Regions from separate parts of the Mus musculus genome. Here region 2 is linked to region 1. A link is a loop called in an ENCODE intact Hi-C map of the cell type or tissue named here. Cell type or tissue: gastrocnemius. All regions are shown on one strand. Links, peaks and the distances in the headings refer to the core of each region. The heading gives the core; the rest is flanking DNA.

Evidence for each region. A loop is a pair of places that touch in the nucleus more often than their neighbours do. Peaks named below come from ENCODE experiments on the same cell type or tissue, not always from the same donor. Only the 100,000 strongest peaks of a DNase experiment are listed, where the experiment ranks them.
Region 2: a loop joins it to region 1, with 3 times the contacts of the local background. A loop is called at or near these places in 5 of 42 quality-filtered maps.

The regions. Positions count from the first base shown.
Region 1 is chr11:60,701,819-60,704,734 of GRCm38, forward strand. It overlaps Llgl1 (LLGL1 scribble cell polarity complex component), which reads left to right. Exons shown (of 21, transcript NM_001159404.2): 2 at 966-1,063; 3 at 2,851-2,916. Among named protein-coding and RNA genes, the nearest start is that of Llgl1, 3.6 kb to the left of the region's middle. In gastrocnemius, for the core only: a CTCF peak has its summit at 1,495 (motif pointing left); a DNase peak (open chromatin) is centred at 1,481.
Region 2 is chr11:60,558,064-60,560,979 of GRCm38, forward strand. Alkbh5 (alkB homolog 5, RNA demethylase) reads left to right here. Exons shown (of 4, transcript NM_172943.4): 4 at 1-449. It also overlaps the pseudogene Gm12628. Among named protein-coding and RNA genes, the nearest start is that of Alkbh5, 22 kb to the left of the region's middle. In gastrocnemius, for the core only: no CTCF peak of the experiment used is centred there; a DNase peak (open chromatin) is centred at 1,466.

The DNA of each region.
Region 1 (2,916 bases), core at 202-2,701:
ACTGGCTGGCTGGTTTCCACCGGTGACTGAGCACTGGTCCAGGCAGGCATTGGGTGGGCCTGGAGCAGGGTGTGGGAAGGGTTACTTTTGTGAGTCTTAGAAGTAAGACAGTAGAGCTCAGGGATTGATTGGAGTTGGGGTGCAAAGGGTAGGCACTAGATAGGGATCTAGCCTCTTCCATAAAACGAGTCTGGTGGTGCCCACTAAGGACTGTGGGGACTTACCGTGCTGTCGTGTTCTGGTGTCTCTTGGACACGGAACGCTAAGCCTGGGGCTAACTAGAGGAAGTCAGGTCTAGACAGGGCATGGCAGTTCTGTGGGAAAGGGAATTCCCGAGCCAACTGCCGTGGTTGGTCGGTTGGTTGGTGGCCCTGATCTCTTGGATGGCTTGCTGTCACTGCTAAGTGTAAGCAGGCTGGATGGAGTACTGTGATCAGCCCAAGACTGCTTGTGTAGACCCTGCCACCCCACCTCTCCCTCCCCGATGGCTAGCTCCATGTAGATGGCCTCTTTTATTTATGTATTTATTTCTGAGACGTCATCACATCATGTGGTCCATGCTGTCCTCTATCTTGGGATCCTCCTGTCTTAGCGTTCCAAATGCTATGATTATAGCCATGTGCTACCAGTCCATATTTGACACCTCATGAAGGTATTCATGTCCCAACCACACTTGTGCATGGGTGGGCCAGTGGGAAGAGGCACAGTCACACCAAAGGAAGGAGTACGTATTGGAACTTAGTGTATAGGGAAGGACCTGGCCTCACAAAGAGCGGAGAAGCAGGTAGGTAGCACCAGCATCGACATGGACAATACTCAGGTCCCAGGTGCTATCCCCACCTCTGATGGTGCTGGGATTCCTGTTTTCCGGCTCTCCGTGTGGGGAGGTGGACAGCACCTTCTGGGCCAATTAGAAGCAGAAGCCCCAGGGTATTTTGCCCATAGAACCCTTTCTTCCCTCATAGACTGTGGAGCATGGCTTCCCCAATCAGCCCAGCGCCTTGGCCTTCGATCCTGAGCTCCGCATCATGGCCATCGGCACCAGATCTGGGGCCGTCAAGATGTATCCTTTGCTTCTGAGGTGCTGCTCACTTCATGCTGGAGTCTTAGCATGGCAGGTGCTTCATGGAGACAGCTGTGCTTGTTGGGGCTTCTGAAGAGGTCGCTGTGCCTGTGTGCCTGTGATGACTCCTTTCGGAAATGAGAGGGTCTTTTGGTTGGGAGATGGGTGATTGGAGGGGAGGTCGGTTTGCAGTAACAATGGCTGTCCCTTGCTGCCTTTCAGCCTACCAATTCTTAGGTAATCCTACCATCATCTTGGCAGCTGTGACTGGGGCAGTTAGGGGTGGCCTGTGAGCCCTGATGAGAGAAAGAGTACATGTGTACACACACACACACACACACACACACACACAAATACGAAGACCCCATGTGTTCAACCCAGGGCGGGAGGGCAGTGCCAGGCTCAGCATGGTGAGCGCAACACTGCCCCCATCTGGACACCGATGCCATACAATGGGCTGAGTGAGCTGTACAATGCAGGCATTTTCCTGTAGTCCAGGGTGGGGGTGGGGCAACAGGCTGCTGAATGTCTCCTTACTCTGGAAATAGCACCCTAACCTGCCTTCAGGAAAACTTGAGGTGCAGAGTCTGGCTAGAAGCAGCTTGGTAAAGGTGCCCCTCCACCTGCTCACCAAGAGCTGGAGCACTAGGTTGGGGTGGGAATGTGGCTCGTGGTTTATGAGGTAATGTCCCTTGTCAGGGAGTGTGGCTGGAGGGGATGTCCTTCCCTCTGTTGTGGGCCACTGGGTGTTTGGTGGGACAGTTACCAAGATGAGTGCTGCTTGCCATTCGAAGACCCGTGGATGCTATGCTGCTACTCCACTTGCTGTGACCTTGTACTGGGTTAGAGGTATCCACATCAAAGGTGTCCATATCAGAGTTGCCCATGGTCTACACTGCCAGGTGCTTAGAGCTGTCCTTGTGGGTATTGCCCTCGTGCTTAGTATACATGAGGAAGCCAAAGCTAGATCCTCCTTCTCTTCCCTTTTTCCTCTCAATTCCTGTAGCCATGAACTCCTGAGGTTGGGAAACTGAGGCTGGAAAGTGCCACAGTTGGTCTCTAGAGCCTCCCTTCCCCCTGCAGGGCAGTCTCATCTCCCAGGAGACTGTGCTTCCTGCCAGCTGCCCCTGTCCTCTCTTTGTCATCCTTGCCAGCCTCTTCAGGGAGTCCCAGCTCAATATCCAGGCAACTGCTCCTTCCTTGTCACTGGGACAACATCACTGACCCATCTCTTAGCTCTCTTGGGCCCTTTCAGCTTTGCTGGCCTCCATCAGTCCTGGAGTTTCTGGGTCTCGGGGCACTTGTTCAAACAGGTCTCCCGTCTTCTAGTCTGTGCTCATCTGGAAGCTGAGTAGTGGAAGCTGTTGGCTACCTGCTCTGAAGGGAGCTTGGGGTTCTTGACCATGGTCAAGAGTTGTTTGATCTGGCACTGCTCTGTTCTGCTTAGGCCCGTTAACCTCTACTGCAAGGCGCTTGGTCCGTGCAGGTGAATCCGCGGCCTCGTGTGTACCATGCCGGAGCCACAGTGCTGAGCAGGTGATTAGTCTTATTCCATTGGCACCAGCTTTCTGGTTTGAGTCATTGGCCTGCTGTACAGATGAGGGCTTGAAAACCTATATCAGTACCCTACTGGGGGCGCTGTGTGGGTTCTGTGGGCACCTCAGATACAGGAGCAGAGTTGCTTTAGGAAGTGGGGGTCATCAGGAGACTGCCGGACTCCTGGATGGGCAGAGCCTGTCTGACTGTCCTAGCTTGTCTGCACGTTTGTTCTTGACAAGTTACCTTAGCTATGGTGCACCCGGAGTGGAATTTACAGGCCTACATCGGGACGCAGCCACCGTCACCCAGATGCA
Region 2 (2,916 bases), core at 331-2,830, 140 kb before region 1:
TTTCTTCAGAAATTGTTACTAAATCTGTGGCCTATTGATTCCTCAAAGAAATTGTATTAATTTCGATTGAAATTTCTTAGCCTCAGCACTATTTTAAAATTTAATCTGGATGATGATAATTACTCCATTGCTTGCTTGTATTTTTTTCTGTAGTGCTGGGGATTAGGTGAGGGCCTTGTGCATTCTAGGCCTTGTAAATGTTACCTATGCCCCAGCAGCTCATTGCTTTCTTAAGTTTAAACCTATGCTGTCCAATCTGGAACCACTGGACTCCGGCTTTTGAGCACTTGAAATATGGCTAGTTTCAATTGAGATATGCTTTATACACCAGAATTTGAAGTTAGTATTAAAAAGAATGTAAAATATATAATTGATAACTTTATATTGATTACATGTTGAAATACTATTTTGGACATACTGAGTTAAATAAAATACATTATTTAAATTAATTTCACCTGTTTGAGTTTTTTTTTTTTTTTTTTTTTTTTTTAACTTGACTGTGGTCTGTCTGGTGTGGGCTCATGCACATGCAGGCAGGTGCCTGAGGACCCAGAAGAGAGAATAGCACCCCAGGGAGCTAGGATTAACAGACTAAGCTGTCCCATGTGGTTGCTGGAGATCATTAAAACTCTTGTTTCTGTTTGGAATCTGGCTTTTCAGTTATTGTTTGTCTGCTGGGAATCGCATAGGATTGGATAGATAGCTTACCTAACGTGTGTTCAATCCCAGCACCATCCACACAGACAACGCAGACCCTAGGTAACAATAAATACACTGGTAATGCCCGCACTGGGAAAACATGCAGAAGAGCACGGGTTCTGGGTGAAAAGAACAGTAAATGCGGTGAACAACAAAAAGCCTTACTTTGGAATATCAGTACCTTTGTTTTTAATATAATTTCAATTCTGTATAGTTATTTCTCCCCTCCTTCAGTGCTGGGGACCAAACTCAGAACAGGGAGAATGCTAGGAAAAACAAACAAACAAACAAAAAAACCCCAGTAAAACTAAGTCCTGTACTCTGAATTCCAATGTTAACTGACACAGGAAGTTTGTGAGAATGCATCTGATATATATACACACACGCCATATTATTTTGGTGCTAGGAATTGAACAAAGGACTTGGTGTGTTGGGCAGGCACACTACCACTGAATTACACCCTCTTAAACAAGATTTGCTAGTTGAATTTTGCAGCTAGTGTGGGATACTCCTGGGTGTTATTTGTGGGCTTTTGGCAGGAGGAACCTGGTCTGGTGAGCTCTTGTGAAGAGTCAAAATTAGTAGGAGTCACTGCACTGTCAAGCAACGAGGATGAGGACTTGTATAGCCAGGGAACTGAGGGCCCCAAATCTATTGTGGGTGCAGGAGCCCAGTTTGAGATCCACCAACTCTTTACCAGACATGCATTGCTGCAGTTCTCCCTGTGTCCTCAGTGTGGCAGCAGAGCCCCGATGGCATTATTTCCTGGTGGCAAGCAGATCAGCCAGTCCTGCATATGGATGGAACTAAGTACCCAGAGATCACATGATCTGCCTGAGGCTGCCCGCTGCTTCTGTTCTACATTGCCAGGGTATTTGTGGCTATACTTGCTTAAAGGCATACAACCTGAAGACAAGCAGATGCCATCAGGGATCCATGAGCTGTGAACAGATTGCCTGCAATGTTGACCTCACCCCACCTTAGAGAGAAGGGTGCACCTATCACATCTCAAGTGGTAGAATTGCTCAAGGTTCTCTTACAGGGCCTGGGCTCTCCTGAGTTACTAGGGGTGCTTCTTAGTACTGACTTCCTAGGGTATGCTATATAGCTCCTATGTTTCCTCTCGAAGCTGGACGCCTATCACATTTCCCTTCTTTATTATCATATTTAATTCTTTTTTTAAGATTTATTTTATGTATGTGAGTACACTGTTGCTGTCTTCAGACACTCTAGAAGAGAGCATCATTCTCATTACAGATGGTGTAAGACACCACATGGTAGCTGGGAATTGAACTCAGGACCTCTGGAAGAGCAGTCAGCACTCTTTCCACTGAGCCATCTTTCCAGCCCCCATTCAATTCTTACAATTTTTAACACCACACTTAGAGTCAAATCCTAATTCTACAACTGTCGGGAACAAGCAGCATCCTCTCTGGCTTCAGTGTCTTCCTCTGTAAAATAACCATAGGCTTTAGCTGACAGCACTCAGGAGGCAGAGGCAGGCAGATCTCTAAGTTCAAGGCCAGCCTGGTCTACTAAACAAGTTCAAGGACAGCCAGAGCTACACAGAGAAACCCTATCTCAAAACAGCAACAACAACACACACACACAGAGACACAGAAACACACAATGAACAATTCACATATACAAAATGAGTGTGGCATAAAAGGAAGGGTTGCCTGCACAGACAACTCACAGTATTAACTAATAGAGGAATATTGCGCCCATTCTACAGTGAGGAAATGGAAGGAGATGGCAGAGGCAGTGTGTTAGAACCTGGAATCACAGACAGGAATGGATTATATAGCACCCGTTCTTACAGCCTCAAAGCCACCCTCCCAGTAGATATACCCAAGTCTTGCTCACAGCCACAGGTAGCTATCCTAGAGCCAGGGAAACAGAGAGAGCTGAACAGGTAAGGACACTTGCTGCCAAGTCTGATGATCTGAGTTTGGTCCCCAGAACCCCAAGGAAAAGGTAGGAGAAAGAAAACTGAGTCCACCAAGTTGTCTGTATGTGCCTCACTCCCACATCATACATGTATGCATATACAGGTGCACTCATGTGCATACACTAGGAAGAATAAATAAAATACTTTGTTTCCAGTTGATGGAAGGGGACTTTATTTGATCTCAGGGTCACTCCAGCTATGACCTCATCTTCATTTGACCTTATTTTGGGGGTGCAGGTTGTTGGTATGGCCCCACTTCTTGCAGC